Regions from separate parts of the Homo sapiens genome. Here region 2 is linked to region 1. A link is an interaction called in ENCODE POLR2A ChIA-PET data of the cell type or tissue named here. Cell type or tissue: Caco-2. All regions are shown on one strand. Each heading gives the region's core, and the rest is flanking DNA. Links, peaks and the distances in the headings are about the cores only. Region 1 has its middle 2.7 kb from the start of TRS-CGA3-1. Region 2 has its middle 3.9 kb from the start of TRV-AAC1-5.

Region 1 (2,914 bases), core at 211-2,710:
GTCTGAGGTACCGTAGTATATTTATTCATTTACCTACTGAAAGACATATTGGTTACTTCCAACTTTTGGCAATTATGAATAAAGCTTCTATAAACATTTATGTGCAGGTTTTGTGTAGACATGTTTTCAGCTCCTTTGCATAGTTGCCAAGGGGTGTGATTGCTGGATCATATAATAAAAGTATGTCTAGTGTTGTAAGAAACCACCAAACTGTCTTCCAAAGTAGCTGTACCATTTTTCATTCCCACCAACAATGAATGAGAGTTTCTGTTGCTCCATAACCTCACCAGTGTAGGTGTGGTCAGTGTTCCAGATTTTGGCCATTCTAATAGGTGGGTAGTGAGTGGTATAATACAATTAAAACAATAATACATCTGTCTGTTTACATATAATGTGGAGCATCTTTTCTTATGCTCATTGGCCATCTGTATATCTTCTTTAGCAATATCTGTTAGGGTCTTTAGCCTATTTTTTTATTGGGTTGTGTTCCTGCTGTTTAGTTTTAAGAGTCCTTTGCATATTTTGAATAAGTTGTTCATTACATAAGCTTTTTGCAAATATTTTCTTTAATCTGTGTCTTCTCACTCTTCTGATATTATCTCTAGCAGAGTAGAATTTTAAATTTTAATGACGTTTATTACTTCTTTCATGGGACATATCTTTGATGTTTTATCTAAAATGTGATTGCTTAGTCATGTGTGGTGGAACACGCCTGTAGCCCCAGCTACTTGGGAGGCTGATGTGGAAGGATTGCTTGAGCCTGGGAGTCAGAGGTTGCAATGAGCCATAATCACATCACTGCACTAGGATGACAGAGTGAAACCTTGTCTTTAAAGAAAACAAAAAACCAGAGGTGACAATGACACTCTTTGGAACATTGCATAACTTTTGTACATTCTGGAGCACATAGATTTCTCTCGAATTGTATGATACGCATTTGTAGAAAATTTCTATTGAGTTGGATGATAAGCATTTATAGTAAACTATGAACTATAACTGTCTTTTCCTCCAAAACTGTGTATATGTGCATGTTTGTATGCACACAAGAAAAAAGGTTAATAAAGTAAAAATATCAATTAGTTATTCTCTAGAATAGTATCACATCATAATTATTATAGTTCTTTTCTGAAAGATTGTATATAAAAATAAGAATTATTCGAGTCGCCCAACAGAACATCTGTTTATATTTTTCTGCCAACTGGGACCCAAGCTAGGCTCCCGTGGGAGTCCTCCTTTTGACCTGCCCCTAGCGAGAGGAAGTACTGCCCACTCTCTGAGTGGGAGTCTTAGCTTTGTTGCTTTCTTGCTTTCTTTATGAGCAACTGTCTTAGGTTTTTTTTTTTTTTTTTGAAACGGAGTCTCTCGCTCTGTTGCCCAGGCTGGAGTGCAGTGGCGAGATCTCAGCTCACTGCAACCTCCACCTCCTGGGTTCAAGCAATTCCCCTGCCTCAGCCTCCGGAGTAGCTGGGACTACAGGCGCGTGCCACCTCGCCCAGCAAATTTTTTGTATTTTTAGTAGAGACGGGGTTTCACCATGTTAGCCAGGTTGGTCTCGATCTCCTGAACTCGTGATCCGCCCGCCTTGGCCTCCCAAAGTGCTGAGATTGCAGGCGTGAGCCACTGTGCCTGGCCTTTTGTAGGTCTTTTATCTTATTTCTTCTTCCATATGTTACTTCTGACAATCCTAAGATTATTAGAATCATTAGAATCCTCTCATGGGTGCCCATGTAGTTAATAAAAAAAACAAAATAGGTATGTGTCACTTTAATTATTTCTGATTTTAAAAATATCTTTTATTGATACTGAGGTAGTTTATGCTAATATTGGGCCTGATCCTTCATTAACATTTTCTAATTGAGTAATAAAATAAAATAAAATGTCATTGCCATATCCATGGTCATCTAGGTTTTCTCCTGTTATATTTTAGCTTAACAGTTTTGCATTTTATATTTAGAGCTATGATCCATTTTGAGTTAATATTTGTGAAGGGTGTGTCTGTGTCTAGGTTCACTGTTTTGCATGTGGAAGTTCAGTTGTTCAATTGTTTCCATTTGTTGAAAAGACTATCTTTGCTCTATTGTGTTGCCTTTGCTTCTTTGTCAAAGATTGACTACTTGACTACCATGTTTGTACAGGTCTATTTCTGGTCTCTCTAGATCTATTTGTCATTATTGTTTGTCATTGATCTATTTGTCTATTTTTTCACCACTCATTGTCTTTCTCCTTCAATTTCTCTTTTGCTGGTTCCTCCTGCTCTCCTCCATCCTTGTACCAGGATATCTCAGGGCTCAGTTTTTTTTTTTTTTTTTTTTTGACAGAATCTCACTCTGTCTGCCAGGCTGGAATGCACTGGCATGATCTCGGCTCACTGCAACCTCCATCTCCTGGGCTCAAGCAAGTATCCTGCCTCAGTCTCCCGAGTAGCTGGGATTACAGGAGTGTGCCACCACGCCCTGCTACTTTTTGTATTTTTAATAGAGATGGGGTTTTGCCATGTTGGCCAGGCTTGTCTTGAACTGCTGATCTCAGGTGATCCACCTGCCTCGGCCTCCCAAAGTGCTGGGATTACAGACATGAGCCACGACGCCTGGCCCACTTACGATCATTTTAAAAACACACTATATAACTTATTTATTTTGTATATTCTCTGTCTTCCCTATGAGAATGCAAACTCCATGAGGGCAAGATATTTGTTTCCTGTCAGATTACTAATACCTAGAAGAGATATGGGTGACATTCAATAAATATTTGTTGAAAATACATTAGAATACAGGTTTCATTATCCCATTTCACAGATTAGAAAATAAAATTCAGAGAGGTCACTGAGTTTCCCAAGGACACAACATAATAAACACTAAGACTGAAGCTCAGATATTCAGATTTCCTGCCTAGAGATCTTTCTAGTCTTCCAGGG
Region 2 (2,914 bases), core at 273-2,772, 82 kb after region 1:
TGTGACCCTATGTTGTCACTAGGAGTACCAGAGGCATGCAGGACAAGATTACACAATCCTAACTCTCAAGGAGAAGAAAGAGGAACATGAGCAGCCAATATGCCATAAGCAAAAAGTGGAGCAACAGACGTACAGATTGCGAAGCATTTGGATGGTAGTATAGAGAGGAGGCATCTTCTTAGTCCTTATGAACTGGCAGGGCAGATCTGGCAGGGATCTTTGGAGCCAAAATATCTGAGTACAATTCCTTCCTCTGCCACTTTCTCATCATATGTAGGGTTTCAGGCAAGCTATTTGGCTTCTTCATGACTCTGTCTGTGCTGGTAAAATGGATATGGATACAGTGTGTACCTCATAGAATTATCATAAACTCAATTAAGAAAAACTCCCTGAAGTGTTTCAGACAGTGCTCAACTTACAGAAGTAGTTACTGCTTTTATTTTTAGTATTACTTTTAGCCTTGTCAAGCCTCCTGAGTCAAGATCTATCCCTGTCATTTCGGGTTTACATTTGAGCAAGTTAAGGCTTGAACAATGTGCTGAGGTTATGCTAGCTAGGAAAGGACACCACCAGGTGTGTTTGTCTCCAGAACTGGTGTTCTTGACCACCATGCTATACTAGGTAGTTTTATAAACCCCTGTTTATGACAAAAAAAGATTATAGAGAATATTATGGACCTCCTTATTTCCATGATCCTACTTCAACAATTAGTCTCTCCTCCCTCTGCCAAGCCCCCATGATAATTTAAAGCAAATTTAGACATTTTCATCTAGCAACAGCTTTTTGTGGCATTTTCATAGCATATGCTTCCATTTAACTTTGTAGTTAATGAGGAAATTTGTTGAGCTGTTCTCCCCTGGGCGGGAGAGATGCCATGCAGGGAGTCCTAAGCTTCCCATTGTCCCTCAGATCAGTAAAGAAGACCAGCCCTAAGCTGCTGACCACAGGTTCATGGGACTCTTCTGAGGGAATGTGAGGCCCAGAACTTACGCTAGTGATTCTCCAGGTGGACTATTCCTAAGATTCCTTGCCATACCCCCTTCTAGTGCAGAGGGTCTCTGGTATGGCCCACAAGTCTTAATTTTTAGAAGCTTCCAGGTGATTCAGAAGCTGAGGACCTTTGGGAAGATTTTGACAATCCTTTCATTAATGACAAATTTGTTTCATCTTAAAAAACAAAACTTCATCCTTGTATGTGTGGAGGAGGACACTATAGTGAAATTAAAGAAAAAAAAAGTCAAATTATCTGCTCCCTCCATCTACCTGAGGTTTTCTTGCTTGGCATTTGCAAAGAAATTGGGCGCATGGGTGAATACTTTGATTGCTATAAAGAGTAGAGTTTGGCCGTTGATTTTAGTACACTAAAAGTGCAAGGGCAAGAAACATACCAGCACCTTGACAGTTTCTGGGAAGAAACTTAACGGCACCTTCTGGACCCAATCTGCGTGGCGCAGTGGCCTAAAGAGGCGACCGAACCTGCATCCCTAGCTCCGCCTTCCCGGTCCCTGCACACCCCGGCAGCTTCCGCGCGATTCTTCCCGCCCCCGACACCCGCCGCCACACAAAGGCGCTGCGTCCTGGCGGCCAGCGGGGGCTTAGTCTAGGCCCGGCAGGGTTTTCTGGAAGACCAGAGGGCCACCAGGTCACCGAGGTGGGAAGTGAAGAGAGGTTCGACGCTGCCTCAGGCCTGGGCCTGGCCGGTGGGAGACACAGCAAGGACTCTGGGAGCCTGCAGAGCAGAGGCCGCCGCGGGGCCGGGCCCCCGTCTCCTCCTCAGGTCCAAGACCAGAGGGTCTGCAGGGCCCCAGAGCAGCTGGCCGCGCTCCGCTTCCCACCGCGCTCTCTGCTGGAACTCATGTGGTTGTTTATCCTTATTTTGCTAAATTTCTTTATTTGCTGTAACAGTTTGTGTGTGTGTGTGTTTGAGTGTGTGTGTGTAATTTTCAGGGTTTTCTATATATAAAAATCATGTCACGGCCAGGCTTGGTGGCTCACACCTGTAATCCCAGCACTTTGGGAGGCCAAGGTAGGAGGATCGCCTGAGCCCAGGAGTTCGAGACCAGCCTGGGCAACACGGGCAACATAGCGAGACCCTAGTCTCTAAAATTTTTTTTATTAGCCGGGCATGGTGGCAGGCGCCTGTGGTCCCAGTTACTCCGGAGGATGAGGCAGGGTAATCGCTTGAACCAGGGAAGTCGAGGCTTCAGTGAGGCATAATTGCTCTGCTGCATCCCAGCCTGGGTGACAAAGAGAGATCCCATCTCTCTCTCAAAAAAAAGTCATGTTATCTGTGAACATAGATAATTTTACTTTTTCCTTGCCAATACTGTGCTGAATAACATGGTGAAAGTGGGCACCCATTATTCCTGATTGTAGGAGAAAAATTTTCAGTCTTTCGCTGTTGAGAATGATATTAGTTGTATGTTTTTCATAATTGGGCATTATCAAGTTGAGGAAGTTTCCTTCTATTCCTGGTTTACATTGTGTGTGTGTGTGTGTTTTGTTTGTTTGTTTTGACAGAGTCTTGCTCTGTCACCCAAGCTGGAGTGCAGTGGCCGCGATCTCGGCTCACTACAGCTTAGACCTCCAGGGCTCAAGCAATCCTTCGACTTCAGCCTGCCAAGTAGCTAGGACCATAGGCGTACAGCACCACATTTAGAAGTCCCTGAGAAAATTATCTTGGAGGAAAACTCGCAAGTCCGACTATTGGTTTTCCAAGGAAGCCAGTCTCGCCTGTGAGGAGGGATCCTGCTCGCCCTGGGAGCCTACTCAGACACCATGGGGAATGGGGGGTGGGGCTCAGAGCGCGCAGGCTTGGTTTTTTTCCCCCTCCGAACTCCTGAGTTCCAGTGATCTGCCTGACTCAGCCTCCCACAGTGCTGGGATTACAAGTGTGAGCCACTGCGCCTGGCCT

The links. ChIA-PET counts read pairs that join two places held together with the same protein. Peaks named below come from ENCODE experiments on the same cell type or tissue, not always from the same donor. Only the 100,000 strongest peaks of a DNase experiment are listed, where the experiment ranks them.
Region 2: POLR2A ChIA-PET joins it to region 1 with 10 read pairs; 11 of 35 experiments call an interaction of 5 or more read pairs at or near these places.

What each region holds. Positions count from the first base shown.
Region 1 is chr6:27,673,803-27,676,716 of GRCh38, forward strand. No RefSeq gene overlaps it. Among named protein-coding and RNA genes, the nearest start is that of TRS-CGA3-1, 2.7 kb to the left of the region's middle. In Caco-2, for the core only: no CTCF peak of the experiment used is centred there; no DNase peak of the experiment used is centred there.
Region 2 is chr6:27,755,882-27,758,795 of GRCh38, forward strand. No RefSeq gene overlaps it. Among named protein-coding and RNA genes, the nearest start is that of TRV-AAC1-5, 3.9 kb to the left of the region's middle. In Caco-2, for the core only: no CTCF peak of the experiment used is centred there; a DNase peak (open chromatin) is centred at 1,540; H3K4me3 peaks cover 671 bases.